Regions from separate parts of the Mus musculus genome. Here region 1 is linked to region 2. Evidence: chromatin contacts called from ENCODE Hi-C or POLR2A ChIA-PET data. All regions are on one chromosome and are shown on one strand. Each heading gives the region's core, a stretch centred on a gene start or an enhancer-like site at or near the end of the contact. The rest is flanking DNA. Distances are from core to core; before and after follow the strand shown.

The links. A loop is a pair of places that touch in the nucleus more often than their neighbours do. ChIA-PET counts read pairs that join two places held with the same protein, here RNA polymerase II (POLR2A).
Region 1: a map of left cerebral cortex shows a loop between it and region 2 (2.5-fold over the local background). The contact joins two enhancer-like sites. A Hi-C loop is called at or near these places in 1 of 37 maps with a recorded cell type or tissue (left cerebral cortex). POLR2A ChIA-PET finds 5 or more read pairs at or near these places in 1 of 5 experiments (embryonic stem cell).

The regions. Positions count from the first base shown.
Region 1 is chr15:30,735,509-30,742,370 of GRCm38, reverse strand. All of the region lies in intron 9 of Ctnnd2 (catenin (cadherin associated protein), delta 2), which reads right to left. Among named protein-coding and RNA genes, the nearest start is that of Gm41283, 55 kb to the right of the region's middle. Within about 2 kb of position 1,914, at least 1 of the 3 ENCODE cell types and tissues checked has a DNase peak (open chromatin) inside an H3K27ac peak, as active enhancers do; it is left cerebral cortex, where a contact is called at or near this core.
Region 2 is chr15:30,644,752-30,652,504 of GRCm38, reverse strand. It overlaps Ctnnd2 (catenin (cadherin associated protein), delta 2), which reads right to left. Exons shown (of 23, transcript NM_008729.3): 7 at 5,181-5,736. Among named protein-coding and RNA genes, the nearest start is that of Gm31841, 34 kb to the left of the region's middle. Within about 2 kb of position 5,975, at least 1 of the 3 ENCODE cell types and tissues checked has a DNase peak (open chromatin) inside an H3K27ac peak, as active enhancers do; it is left cerebral cortex, where a contact is called at or near this core.

The sequences.
Region 1 (6,862 bases), core at 665-3,164, 94 kb before region 2:
CCTGGACTCCACTGGGTTTCAAGCTGTAAAGCTAGCATAAGGACGTCTTTAAAGCTCAGTAGTATCACTAGAAATGGATATGCTTTCCCACAACGACGTCTCTTCTTTCCCTGCACAGGGGTCAACCTCTGCCAGCACTTACAGGTGTGGCCTTTTCTGTTGTCAGCACAAATGCTTTAAACAGCTGGATCTGTCGGATCTCTGTTCCCTTCATAGAGGAATTCCCCAAACTCCCCTTCAGTATTTGGCTGGATATCAGTCATTCTCAGAAGACATGTAAACATTACATTTTCTGATACTACTTGCAGAAACATTCATCATTCTCCCTATGTATGCTAGCTTTTAAAGCTTTCCTCTTAGTTAGCTGGTACTGGGGTGGGGCTTTCATAGTGCCACTTTACTAGTAGGTTTCAGAAATCTTTATCTGGCAGATATAGATAACTGATGTGCCCTTCATGTCAGCGCAGCAGGCCACCAATGCCATTCTTGGAACTGGTAACTTTGAAGACCACTTGGATTCTGTAGTCACATGTAAGTAGAATTTGTTTCTTGGAATACATCTTTGGCTGAACATTTGAAGTTGTGCCAATGGGTATTTTTCTCATTTCCATAATTATCAGAAATACGCACAAAAAAGCATAAAGCCTAAAAAATTAACTCCATAACCATACTTAGAACTTACAGTTGCTAATTGCCACAGCATGTAACTACCTTCTGTAGTGAATGCCACAGACTAGTGGAATTAAATTGATTAACCAGTCACCAGTGATTATTTTTTGTGCCATATTGAAACTGTGTACCCAAATGGATGAAGAACACTCACTGCAGGGTTTCCCCATACCTGGGCTTTCTGGGTACCTTCTGCCTGGGACCAAGCATCTTTAAAAGATGGAGTAACTGATTACATCTCTGCCTCCCCTTTACCTTTCACAATTAGCGGCACACTATTAACTTAATGCACATTTATCTACAACAATTCAAGTCAGACTGTGAGAGAATCTTCCTAGTCTATAATTACACTCCAGCATAATTAGCATAATTTCCACTGCACATATTTAATAAAGAAGCTGCCATCGCAGGTTGGCTTCCCATGTGGAATCTCTTCCAGAGAACAACACCAAGAGGAGACCAAGCCTCCTACTTTTAGCTGCCACGGATACGCCAAGCAGATCTGACACTGCTTTCTGTGAGCGATGAATCCTCATCATCGAAGAGGATGAGTGTGTGGGGATGGGGGGGGGGGGAATGGAGTTCCCCTAACAGGCCACTGTCTACCGAGGCACGTACAGCTGTGGGCCTGCTCTCAGTAGTTACAGTGGTGGCTAATGGGCAGAGAACAGCATCACTAGATGCTGGGAACTGACTACCTCCATCTGCAAACGCCAATACTACAGCTTCCTTTGGCTGTGCCTCTCCAGCATAGCCATGAGTGCCACAAACCCAGTCACCACCAGTGACCACTAGATGTCACCAGTCGTTAACTGAGACACAAATAAAGAAGCACTTTAAGAGATTTCTACCAGCCACCAGCTCTCTTGCGTGCGTACAGCCCCCTTGTGAGAGACTGATTAACAAAGAGAAGGATCCAACCCATTTGCTCAGACCTGAAATGTCAAATTCCCACCATGAAAATTTAAAAGACTGCATACATTTGGTACGTGTGTGACAAGTTTGTCCTGATAATAAGCAAAGCAAAAAAGAAAACCTGCGACATAAATGTCATGTTTCCCACGAACATTCTGTAAAAGGACTTAACAAAAAAGGGCTCTCACCAGTGGGGACATTTTAGCGAGATTCTTTCTTATGTCTATGGATTTAATACTCAGAGAAAACAAGAGACATTTTACTCTCACGGTGGTGAATGTGAAGTCGTGTACAAGAGAGAAGGAAGAAATCCCCATGGTGGGACAGAAAAATCCCAGTCCCTGCAAAGGAGTTATAAATGCTTGAGCAGTGGCTGTAAAGTTCCAGAAAATGCTGCTTTGAATGTCAGCATGGTCACCATTGAAGGTGGGATGCAGAGAAGGTGGACGAATTGGGTCTTCAGAGACATGAAGGGGCAACAAGAGTGTAGGTCTCCTCTGTGTCCTGCACATTGGCTCTTCCAGAGGCACTGAGAAGGTAAATCATGCAAATCCGTTAATGGCGACCAATGCACGCATGGAAGCATCTAGAAGAAACCACTAAGGCTTCAGTAAATGTGTGTGAGCATGCTCAGAGGTGCATGCGCATTGTATGCGGGTGTATGGGGAGGTTAAAGGTCAACCCCGGGCGTTGCTGCTCAGTGATGCTCACCTTCTTTTTGAGACAGGATCTCCTTTTTCCCTGGACCTCATCAGTTTGACTGGGGTCAAAAACCCTTTATCAACCAAGCTATCTTCAAAGCCCTAATAATTATAATTCTGAGGAATAGACTGAGTGAGTTAAGGAGTCAATTCTGTCACGTTTCTACTTCCTTAACTTTTAAAATGGCCTAGGAAGCACATATAAAATGTTACATAAAAGGTGCTATAAAATGATGGCCCATTGATATCATTATGATCTTTACTTTTTCTCACAGAAATACACTTCAACACTGAGAGTTCAGAAGCCTGTAAGCACTTGCATTGGTGGCCTGTCCTGGAAATTATTTTTTTTTCCTTTTAATATCCAATTTCCATGACACTGAGTTGTGTGTATTTTGACTCTTTTAAACATTTGCACTATTGCAAGTGCTTGCTAGCAACATGCTCACAGGTCACTGGGGAGAGAAACCAACTACGAATGTTTGCTTTCCTCGGTGATGCATTTCATACTCTACTGCTTTCTTTGAGCTTTAGTAAACATTTAATTTTAAAAAGTTATGTATATGTATATGTGTATATATATATATATATATATATATATATATATATATATTTGTGTATACACACACACACACACATGCATGCACACACATGTGCACATGTGAACCTAGTAGGATTTTTTCCATTACATTTTTTCTTGAAGTTTTGACATCCAACTATTCATGTGTATGACCAGAGACTATATGTATGTGTATGTGCATGTGTATGTATATGAACATATACACGCACACACACATACATACATACATACATAAACACATACATACAGTCTGCAAAGGGTAAATACATATCTAAAAAAAACACCTCTTGTTGGAAAGAGTTACTGTCTGAACTTGCTCTCTGCAGCTCCTTACAGAATGATTCTTACAGGAATAATCCCCATGCCCCACAAATGGCAGACATGTTCAGAACCACATACCCACTCCGAACTCCATATTATAAAACCATCTACTGATGCAAATTTTAGACGTGGAATCTTGAGCCGTGTGACTGTGTAGATCCTGGGAATACTCTCCACGCAGCAGTTAATGTCAAAACATTTTCCACTGAACCAAAATCAGAAAGTAAACCTCCACAATGAAACGGACGAAATTTGAACTATGCCCTCAATTTTGAGTCAACTTTCCATGAATACTAGGATATACTTGAATTAGTTCCTTTAGGGACTTCCTCTAAATGGGGTCATTTTTATTTTTATTTTGCTCATGAGCAGAAACTGTGAGTACAGTAGGGGTTTTCTCCATTATGGTTTTTTTTTTCCCCTGAAGTTCTGACATCCAGATACTCATGTGCATGCCCAGAGGCTCACACACTGAAGTGGTATGCTATATAATCAATCTATAGTAAGCCTAATTGCTGGAGAAATACACCATACAACATGTGACATGGGCTGTCAGATATATGATTGTATTTCTGTAAGACCATTAAGTATGTCCAAGGAAAACAATGTAGTACAAAAGGGAACATAAACCTGATATTCTAATGCTTAATTTCACATTTTCTTATCCTTCTCCAGTGTCACATTTCTGGTTAGACGGATTTTTACATGTCTGGGAAACCAAAGATAATGCAAAGCTCATGGAAAATACAGGATCCGGCTTCAGTACAGGGCACCGTTAGAAGCAGCTTCAGGAGGGATCAAGCTCCTTTCTCCTTAAATGGGTAACCAGCATTGTGCTTCTGGGCTGTGTCTCTTAATACTTTCTTTGTGTGGCTTTATTGGATTATTGCAACCCAATCCTTATTCCTTATTATCGTGAGAAAGCTTAAAACAGCAGATAAGAAGCCTCCAATAATAACACACTAGTAGACAAGAGCTAACCAAATACTAGCTGGCATAAGTACCATGTTTAACCAAAATAAAAAATATTTTTATTTTAATTAAATTGTGTTAAGTAATATTCCAATAATTACTAGGCCTTAGCACTTGGCGATAAGATTTTAAAACATGTAAGCTAAGAAAAGGAGCATGTTTTAGTATTTTAGCTTTATGTTTTAAGGTATTTAAACGGATAAGCTAAATATGAAATATTAACACTGTTGCTCAACTTGCCCAATCTTACATTTGTTAACGTATAATTAAGTAAAAACCAATAACCTAGTGGGAGTGGTACACTGAAAGGTTCTATTTATGCGGTTCTAAATCAATTTTGAATCACCTTTTGTGATTATTTAAAGGGCTTCACTGCCTTTGAATGAGTTGAAGTTTACAGTTTAGAAAAAAATACAAACAAATGCTTACATGGATGTGTGTGTGAATACATGTGACCTGTGTGAGTGTGTACTGACCACTAACTGTCTGAGAAGGTGGGCAATAATCTCTTTTAAAGAGTAAAGTTAGATTAAGAGGAAAAAAGTTTTATGATTTTAATTTTAATTAGTGATTTTTCTGAGTATTTGCCTTCCTTACGTCCACACATATTACATATTTCCAGAAAACAAACAAAATAAAAACAGCAGCGATAATGGTAACATTGTCTGCTTTGATATAGAGCATAATCTCATAATCCACGGGGGCTTCATTGCTATCAGATTTTATATTCTGATGAACAGAGACTATTGGACTTAGATGATACATTGAAAAGGATCATAGTATGTCTTTGAGAATATGATATTATTTATAAAACTAGGTGTAATTAACAAGTGGGTCCTCACCTAGGTATAGAGGGATCCAGCAACATAGTTGCTCTGGCAACGTATAACATGCAAATACTTTGTGTATCTATGTGATTTGGCTGAGATACAGACACCATGCAACACACCTTTAATCCCTATAGCACACCCTTAATATACACCTTTAATCCCCAACAATGAAAGTAATGTTAGTTTATGGAAGGAAACAGCCATGTTTGAAAGTGATATTTAATAGAGGGCACACAAAGTGATGAATCAAAGATTTGACACAATGAGTCAGAGATAGAATATGCTCAACTTTCACAAGAACAGAACAGGAAAGGGAGGAGACTTAAGAAAGCAGTGCAGAAAGGAAGTCAAGGAGGAGGAGTAGGGAAGAGGAAAAGAAGGAAGGTTTGTTGTGTCAGTGTTGCAGAGACAGATTACAGTTGAAGACAGAATGAGCAAGAGAATAAGAAGGAGCCAGAAGATTAAAACAGATCACCAAGAGTTAGTTTGAGGCCAAGAAGAGCAATTCAGAGAAAAGCTGAGAAAAGCCAGTTTGAATCAGTCAGCTAGGAGAAGAAGACCTTTAACCAGGACAGCTGAGTTGACACAGCCAGCTAGAGTTCAGAAAGAGCTAGAAAGGGTGATATTATTCAGCAGTAGGCCTCTGAGATGATTATACCCAGGGCTACCTAAGAGTAAAGGAGAACAAAGAAAGGAGGGGGGTGGGTTCTGAGATTTAGCCTAAGAGGACAACCATTTCTGCTGAGTGAATTCAAACTCCCTAGTCTCAGATACAATTCCTAAACTCTTGTCATAATGTAAATTAGAATACCAAGTATTTTGAAATGTTGCCAAAATAATAATGCACTAAATACATCGACGATCGCAGAAAACAACCAGAGCAGCATGAGGTTGCTGCCTGGTCAAATCACATTGTTTATCTGATTTCTCACCAACCAACTGGATATACCACCATGACCATGCATGTGATTCTGTACTTACTGATGGCACTCCACATTACTGGTTCTTTATCTAAATCTTGGAGATACTTTCTGAATATAATACTTTTGGAAAGGCAAATGTCTGTGAGTCCATGCATATATATGTGTTGCATAGAGACCCAAAATTAAAGTCTATTCCCTTTTCCAAATCACCAAACCAATTATGTTTGTCCTATGGTGACATTTATGTGTTCTGTCCTGTTTAATCTTTTCATGACTAGTAAGAATGCTCTACACTAACTTGAACACTCAATACTGAGTAGTCCTTACATTACCAGATGATAGGCTCTTGTTGTACAAGTGTAACTATCTTGTGAAAACACCTCTAAATTTTATTTGTCTCAAGAAGATTCAAGTAAGTATCATATGAAAACATGGCAAGACAGCTTATCTATTTTTTTCTAACTCTAAGAAAAATACTAGAATTACACTCATGAACCTTATGGGTCCATGAAAAGGGGATTGGCTATTGGTCATATTTGGGCCACCTCCACTTTTTATATGGCTTGTAACCTAAATAAAAAAGGGAGGGGGGAACTTCACACAAGCTTTCAAAGCTTAGAGATCATTGAGGAGGGGGTCTGAAAGACTATAAGACCCAGAGCTTAAGGAAGACCTGGACAGAACTGTGGTTTCTAGAATATGATTGCCTGCACATCAGCAAACCAGTCTCATTTCAGAATGGATGGGCAAAGGCCCACAAGTCCTGCCCCTAACTGAGGAGCTATTTAGCTTCTAAGAATGGAGAGGTAGTTCTTTGAAGTGTGTGGTGACCCTGGTAAGTCAACCTTCTGCAGTGGGGGGCCCCACGCCCATGAATAAATGGGTACTAAGCATAAAAATAGAGCAGATCCCAGTTTGGGGGAGGGGATATGTGAGAAGTTAGTGGAAGGA
Region 2 (7,753 bases), core at 4,726-7,225:
AACTTTATACTAAATACCTATGGCCTTCCTATTGTCCTTTAGTGACAGAAAAGGATGCTGTGTACTCATGGGGTTATGTATAGCTTATACTATAAAGTATGTATATTATATTATACTATAAAGTATGTATAGCTTATACTATAAAGACTCTACTCAAAATTGTCTAGGTTAGATTCCTGTCACCTGCAGATTTGGGAAAGGAATACGTCACTGCTGAGCCTCCGCTCAAGTCTAAGGGACAGAGTTAAAGATCACACTGCCTCAATCTGATGTTGCGAGCCCACGTGATGTGCAAACAGCAGAGTGTGCCACTCTAAGCCATGCACGGCAAGTGTTCTGCAGTATAATGTGTTTCTCAATATAATTTTGTTCATCGTTAATATTTAATGTGTTCACTCATCATGATAAACACATTTAACTCAACGCACAGACAATTAAGTTAAGCGACGGAGACTGTCAGTAGAACAAAGTAAAAGGCAAGTTCTATCACTTGGAAAGCTTTCTCCCTCTGTCGTTGATATGTGATCCCAGCACTGAGTTTCTCAACACCCCTCCCCCGCCCACCCCACCCACCTTTGAAAAAAGTAGGAGACAATTGTGATGCTTACATCTATGAGGACAGGACAGTTTCAAGGCCTCTCTGTCTGCGTGCCCATTAGTCCTGACCCATCTCCAGCAAAGTTCCCAGAACAGTTGCTAACATGCAAAGATGGACTTGCCAGCTATGCGCAAAGATGGTGACATCACAAGCCCTGTAGTGTGGGATCCATTTCCTCTTGTGCCATCTTCTTTCATCGCTTCCCTGCTATCTCTCCTCACTCACTCATCTTTGCTGAGCAAACATGGCCATGCTGGCCCTCTGTCCTCTGCCCCTTACTACTAATAGATACCTATGCTTTGAGTTAGTTTCAGGTATGTTTCTCTGGGGTGGTCTCCTAAAAGAAGCATGCTGGGCACACATGTGACCTCACTAATTTGTCACTTGTGGTTTTTCCCATCAAAACTAAGCTCTGTCTTACTCTACACTGGCTTTAAAACTGAAATTGGAGCAGTTGTAGCAAAAAATTGAGAATGGTGGGTCATGACTGTAATCCCTGCACCTTCGAGACAGAGGCAGAGAGATGGCTATATGTACAGAGGCATCCTGGGCTACACAGTGACTTCTAAGTCAACCTGGGCTGCAGTGTGAGACAGTGTTTTAAACCCTCCTCAACTGAAGCTGTGCATGTGGAACACAGAAATGACAGGTCCTTTACATGCGAACCGTGCGGCGGCATGTTTTCCAGTTCACTAGAGCTGCCTTGTGCCTATGAGAAAAGTGCGTGACTTCTTTCTGGTACATTTCTAAGATCCCAGGTTGGTTATCTGTTAAACAACCAAAGTTAACATTTAATGATTCAGGAATACTACTTAGTGTCATGGAAGACAGTAAGAGTACATACTATAGTGACCCTCTCTGCAACATGGAGTAGACAGCTAATATGCAGAAAGTTTGGGACCTCCAAGGATGGCAAACTGGTTCCCACTCAGCTTTGTGTAATAAAAAGATGTATAATTGCACAAGAAAAGAAGTAATACTAAGAAACCCTGAGTGTCTAATGCCTTGAGTTTCGTAAACGTAACACTTTTCCGAGTTTAACCCAGATTGTGACAACTCTGAAATCTTGGCCTTGTTTCTACCAAGCTCAGTCATGGGGAAGATCATGTTGTAGAGAGGGGGATATGTTTCTTCCTGCCCAAGTGCTTTCTGAAACTGACAGCCTGACATCCTTCGACAGCACTTGAAACCCTGGACAAGCTCTTAGCTAAGAAAACAAGTCCTGGATAAAAGACTGACCCATATATCCAATTTTCTATGAGGTGTGTGTGCTGGGATTTTGGCAGAGTGCCATCCTCTGTAACTAGCTGGGCCTTAGTGTCTATCCACACTTCCTAAACCTATGCAGGTGCTTCTGCAACGTGCTCCAGCTGTGTCACTGAAACTCCGTTCTCTTGTTGATCTTCTTTCTTACCTTTTTCACCTAGTTCACAAAAATCACAGTGGCAAGCATCCGTGTATGTGTGTGAGTGCGTGCGCTCGCTTGCACACATGCACACACCCCTATTGTTCATCACCTTCAGTGTGAGTATATTGTTTCCGAGGTTAACTTTAACTTAGCTTATTGTAATCACGCCCAATGGACATCCTTATTTTGCCTTTGATCCCTGAATCAGATTGCTAACATATCAAGTCAGAGTAAGCCTGCTGCAAACGAAGCCAGACTATGTCAGTTATGTGCCTGCCCTCATTGTGTTGTAAGGCCTCCGGAATCTATCCAACCTCAGCAAGGGCCAAGCCCTCCTCCTGCTCAGAGCTTCCCTTTTGTGCATGGCAGGCACACTCCCAGTCCCCAGCCTCTGAGCTCGCCCTTCCCTAGTCTTCACAGGGCTGGTTGGCTCACCACTTCAGGGAAGACTCAAAAGCCACCTTCTGAGTCACCCCGTTGAAAGTATTGTATTTTCTGTCCTCTCTGTTTGAGAGGAGTCGGGAACTTTCAGGGGATGTATTGTCTCTAGCAACTGACTTGGTGGTGGTATACAGAGAGAGAACAGCGAAGACCTGAGACCTTAGCTGACAGTGAGCATCTCTATCCTCTACCGATACTTCTGGTTGTCAGTAACAGATCTCCCGATTCACAGCTCTACTGAGACAAAATCTATTCTGTAATCTCAATATATATATATATATATTTTGCCATTTCATTTGGCAAGCCAGGTGGCTCCAAACTTTATGATACTTGGAAGAGATTCAAACACAGGGCATCAGATGCAGGGTATGTAAGCTTGGCTGTCTGTGAGCTCACACATACTATAGTCCATCTCTGATAACTCTCTTTGGCCATGGGTCATGATTTTCCAAATGGAACTCGAGATCTTACTCGAATCCATCCTTCATATACTCTGACAGGATAATTCTGAACTCAAACCCACCAGTGGCAATTTGCATGAAGAAGTCTTTAAATGAATATTTTAACATGTATGTTAAACAAATGAATTCAAACATTTAAAATGTTCACTGCAACTCTAAAATTATGTCTCTTTGATGGCATATTGAATATTTTTTCCTCACTAGGTAGCAAAAATGTAATATGGCAAGAAAATATGAGGAACAGATGGGAATGTCTTGGTCAACTAGAGCTCTCTTTCTGACTGGAGAAGCCTTCACCTCTAACAGAAAGAAATGTGACTGTATACATACCATCAGCACCTGTAGCAGCACCAGCACCACCACCAGCACCAGCACCAGCACCAACACTAACACCAGCAACAGCACTAACACCAATACCAGCACCACCACCAGCACCAACACCAGCACCAGCACTAACACCAGCACCACCACCAACATCAGCACCAGCACCAGTACCAGCACTAACACCAGCACCAGTACCAGCACCAACACCAGCACCAGCACCAACACCAGTACCAACACCAACACCAGCACCAGCACCAGTACCAACACCAATACCAATACCAACACCAGCACCAGTACCAACACTACACCAGCACCAGCACCAACAACAGTACCAACACCAACATCAGCACCAGTACCAGCACCACCAGCAGCACCAGTACCAACATCAGCACCAGCACCCCACCCCGACTGACTGCCATCAAAGCCTTTGAAACATTCTTTGCAGCCCTTAGAATATAAGTCATTTTCAAAATATGCAAGGAATGGTCGCATTCTTGGTAACTGTATTTCCATTCCCTAAACCTTTCCTCAAAATTCTACACGTTCTGCTATCTGGCCACTCTCTGCTTCCCCACAGGTATACAGTGTGACAGCACATGTCTGTCACACATCAGCAGGTGAGGGAAGAGGTGGGACCCCCTCCCTCAACAAACAAACAAACAAACAAACAAACACCACCACCAACAACAAAACCACCCTTCTGTTTTCCACCAGGCAAACACAGAAATGCAATGGGCTTTAGAAGTCTACAGACCCCTAACTCCTTGCATCTTCTCTATGGTGGCTGGGGGATGACCAGGGTGACCTCTCACCCCTCTGATTCTTGGTATGATCTCATAAACATAAAGCTTGTTGCCTGTTTCCTAAGATGCTCTTCAAACTAGTGGCTACCTTAGAAGACATAGCTGGGCATTAATGATTGGCTACCTCCAAAATCCCACTCTCCAGGCACAGCAGTGAGACAGATTATTCTCTGCAAACAAACCGAGCACAGTCCTGTGGGCAGCATATCCCAGCCTGCATCCCACTAAGCCAGCTAACCAGCTAACTAGCTAACTAGTCTTTGCTGGTGATTACTGTGTTTGAATTAAAGAAGTCCTTGGCCACCTGCCTTGTGCCTGTGACAAGTTCCCTTTTTTTTTTTTAATCCTATTTATCTTCACAGTCATCTATTTGTGTCAAGACAAGAAGCATACGAGCACAGCATCTGTTACTAGAGTCACAAAATTACCAAATACTTCTAGAAGGAAAGAAATAGGCGATAAATCCAGATTACATGTCAGGTGTCTTAGGAGGGAGCATTAGTCTTTCAATCACAGTGTCTTGTTTAAACTGAGCATATGGCATTGACAGCACAGTCGCCAGCTCAGCCTGGTCTGTAATAGGGACAGGCACCACAGAAATGTCACCTCTTCTGATTTGGCAGAAGAAAGCAGCCTCTCCAACTCAGACAACCCCCGTCCCCCGCTGAGCCCCTATAATGAAGTAGGTAACCATTGAAGATGCTTCCCGTTGGTTACTTTTACTCTGCTGCTGCTGCTGCTGCTGCAACCTATGTAAATTCAGAATCTGATTTGGGGGGAAAATATATAACTTTTTGTGGCAACTAATACTGATCATACCCACTGGGAGAGCTACTTGATTTCTTTCTGCATGTAAGCAACAGGTCTGTGTGGTCCTACTAAATTAACCTCCTTGCTGGGTTTAAGTCTTCAGACTTTAGGGAGGGACAAGGGAAGGCAGTCAGGTGTTAGAGGCAGACAGACCACATGATAGGCACACCTGAAGAGAGACGCTGACAGTCTTTCCAGACAATCCCTGACAACCCGACAGCCCCGGAATCTGAAAACTGGACCCAAGACATGCCCAGCACTGCTGCTTGGATCCAGTCTCCCTGGTTCCCCGCCAAGCGTCCATGTGAGCCACACCAGAGCGCCCAGCCCCTTACCTGCCAGGCTGCCCGGCCTCTGGAGGGTGGCGGTGGCATACAGCTCCTGCGAATGCTTGCTGTACTGCTCAGACGCGTGGACCAGGCGCTTGGTGGGCGACAGGGTGGCGTAGGTGCCGATGGTGGAGCTCAGCTGGTGGATGGGCGAAGAGGAGATGGTGGACTGCACGGTGGGGGGCGAGGTCACGCGGATCGGGGACAGGCCGGCCGAGGACACGACGATGTTGATGGGCGAGCTGGTGCTGTAGGACTTAGCCAGGCGGCTGGGCGACTGCTTGGGCGAGGAGCCGCGCGGCGCGGCGTAGGCGGCACCCTCGGGGGCCGAGCCTCCGCGCTGCAGCTTGGTGGGTGAGCCGCCCTGCGTGGTGGTCAGCGGGGAGCCCCCGCGCGGCGGCGCGGGCAGCGTGGAGCTGGAGTAGTAGAGCGCCGCGGCGGCGGGCGGCGCGTCGGGCAGGTGGAAGGCGCTGCCCAGGCTGGGCGCGAACGGTTCCCGCGGAGGCGGAGGCGGTGGCGCAGGCTCGGAGCCCGCCAGGTGCCCCGCGCGGCCGGTCGTGCCCTGTGCCGGGAGGGAGAGCAGAGAACAGGCGCGCTCAGAGGTGGAGAAGCAGCCGCCCGCCCGCCCGCCCCGCCCGGCTGCAGAAGACAACTTCTGCGCCCAGGCTACGCGTGGAGAGGGACGCGAACCCACGCCCCAGCACGTTCCCAGCCCGGTTCCTTTCCAAGGAGGGAAAGGAGCGGGTTAGCAGAGGCCCGCTGACAAAGAGGCGAGAGGCATGCGTCTGCTCCGAGTTCCAAGAGGTTTTAGTCACAGGAGAAACATTTAAAGGCCACCCAACCGGTGATCTCTCAGAACGCCCTCTCTCTCTCTCTCTGCTAGCTTTAATGAAAACTCCAGGCATTAAACGCTCCCATTATTCCAGGAGACACACTTTCAGCCACCGAAAACTGACCGAATTGCGTACTTAGACCGGGACATAAAAGATGCACTACTTAGAATTTATTCTGCTGTCTTGCCGTTAAGACTTTTTGGTCAAGAGTTAAACGGAGGGAAAAGTGCTACGTCACGAGAGTAAGCTTGGTTTTTCAGTTAAAAAAAAAAAAAAAAAAAAAAAAACTAGAGGAAACAGATCAATTAAAATTGGAAACACTAAAAGTGCTTCCTTTTCTGGTTATTAAAAGTGTACTCTAGATGTCTCAGAACAACACCTCTGCTGTTGTGTCTTTCGACTGAAAGCCAGTTGCTTTCTTTGACTTACAAGAACACAAAAGACCAGGGCTGGGGTGGAGTTAGAAAGACAGTTTCCTCTAATCTTGCTCAGAGACAAATCTGCATTAGAATGAAAATACCCAATTGTCATCTACTTATGGGCAGAATGACTAGATTCTCCAAGCTTCACCCAGGGCAGGAGAAAGGGTCTGGGGGAGTCCCTGGTGTGAAAAGCTAGTAGCATCTCACACTGTGTGAGAGAGAAGCTGTCATGGAAGGGTATGGAAGGAAGAATGCTGGTTGGGCTGGGAAGAGAGCAAGGAAATGAAGGGAGGGGGGAAGAAGAGCTGATAGATGCTCTCCACAGGAAACTTCCGTTGTACCTCTGCCCTTTGGGGTGGTATTTGGCAAGTGGGAGGCTGGGCACTTTATCTGAGCACACACAGCATTCCAAATTGTCTGGAGAAACACTGAGGATGTACCGAGGAAGCATCAAGATACTGAATTAAGAACAAGTTGGGACTCGGGGAGACATCTTAGTAAAATCTTGTCTCCTAAGCCTGATCCCTGGCACCCACATTTCACTGGGCAAAAGGGGTTAGTGCTACACTGCACTAGGGAGGCAGGCAGTCTGGCTGTTACTGGACAGCCAGTTTAGTCTCTCTTTTAGAGGTCAAGACCAATGAGAGAGACTTTTTTGGGGGCCAAGGGGTGGGGGTGGGGGTGGGGTGGGGTGGGGTAGGGGATGGGAGGGTGGGGTGTTGGGGTGTTGTAGTGTTGATGTACAAAACCCAGGGAGGCTGTCTTCTGACCCCACCCCAACATGAGTAGAACATGTCAATGCACCCTCATGCACGTGTACACAAACACACACTAAGCACAGCATTTTATGAGGGAGACAACTCTTTGCTGAGAGACACTCTCTGTGGGAGGTATATATGTGTATTTCTACTACACACATTTGTTTATATATAATGTATATGTTTAATATAAATTTCATAAGTGCATTACATATCCCAATCTGAACTGGAATTATTTTAAGCTTACCACAAGGTGTGGGATGCGAGCTCCATGCGCTTGCTTACAGGAGTCTCTCTAGCAACCACAAGAGAACCTGATCCACAGAGAGACTGCAGTGACGTTTACTCAATCAATGAAGGAGTGATTCATAAATTTGGCCTGAGGTTTTGGCTTTGAGAGTTTGAAGAATGTGCAAGCTCTGGAGAACTCCTGTGTCTTCCTGAATCCCATTGCTATGGTCTAATATCAAACTAAGAAGCGTGGAGTTGCTCCCTTAGCAGGACCATAAGAGACCGGGCTTCTGAAACTAAACTATAGGTGAAAATTGTCAGGGAACTTCTCAAAA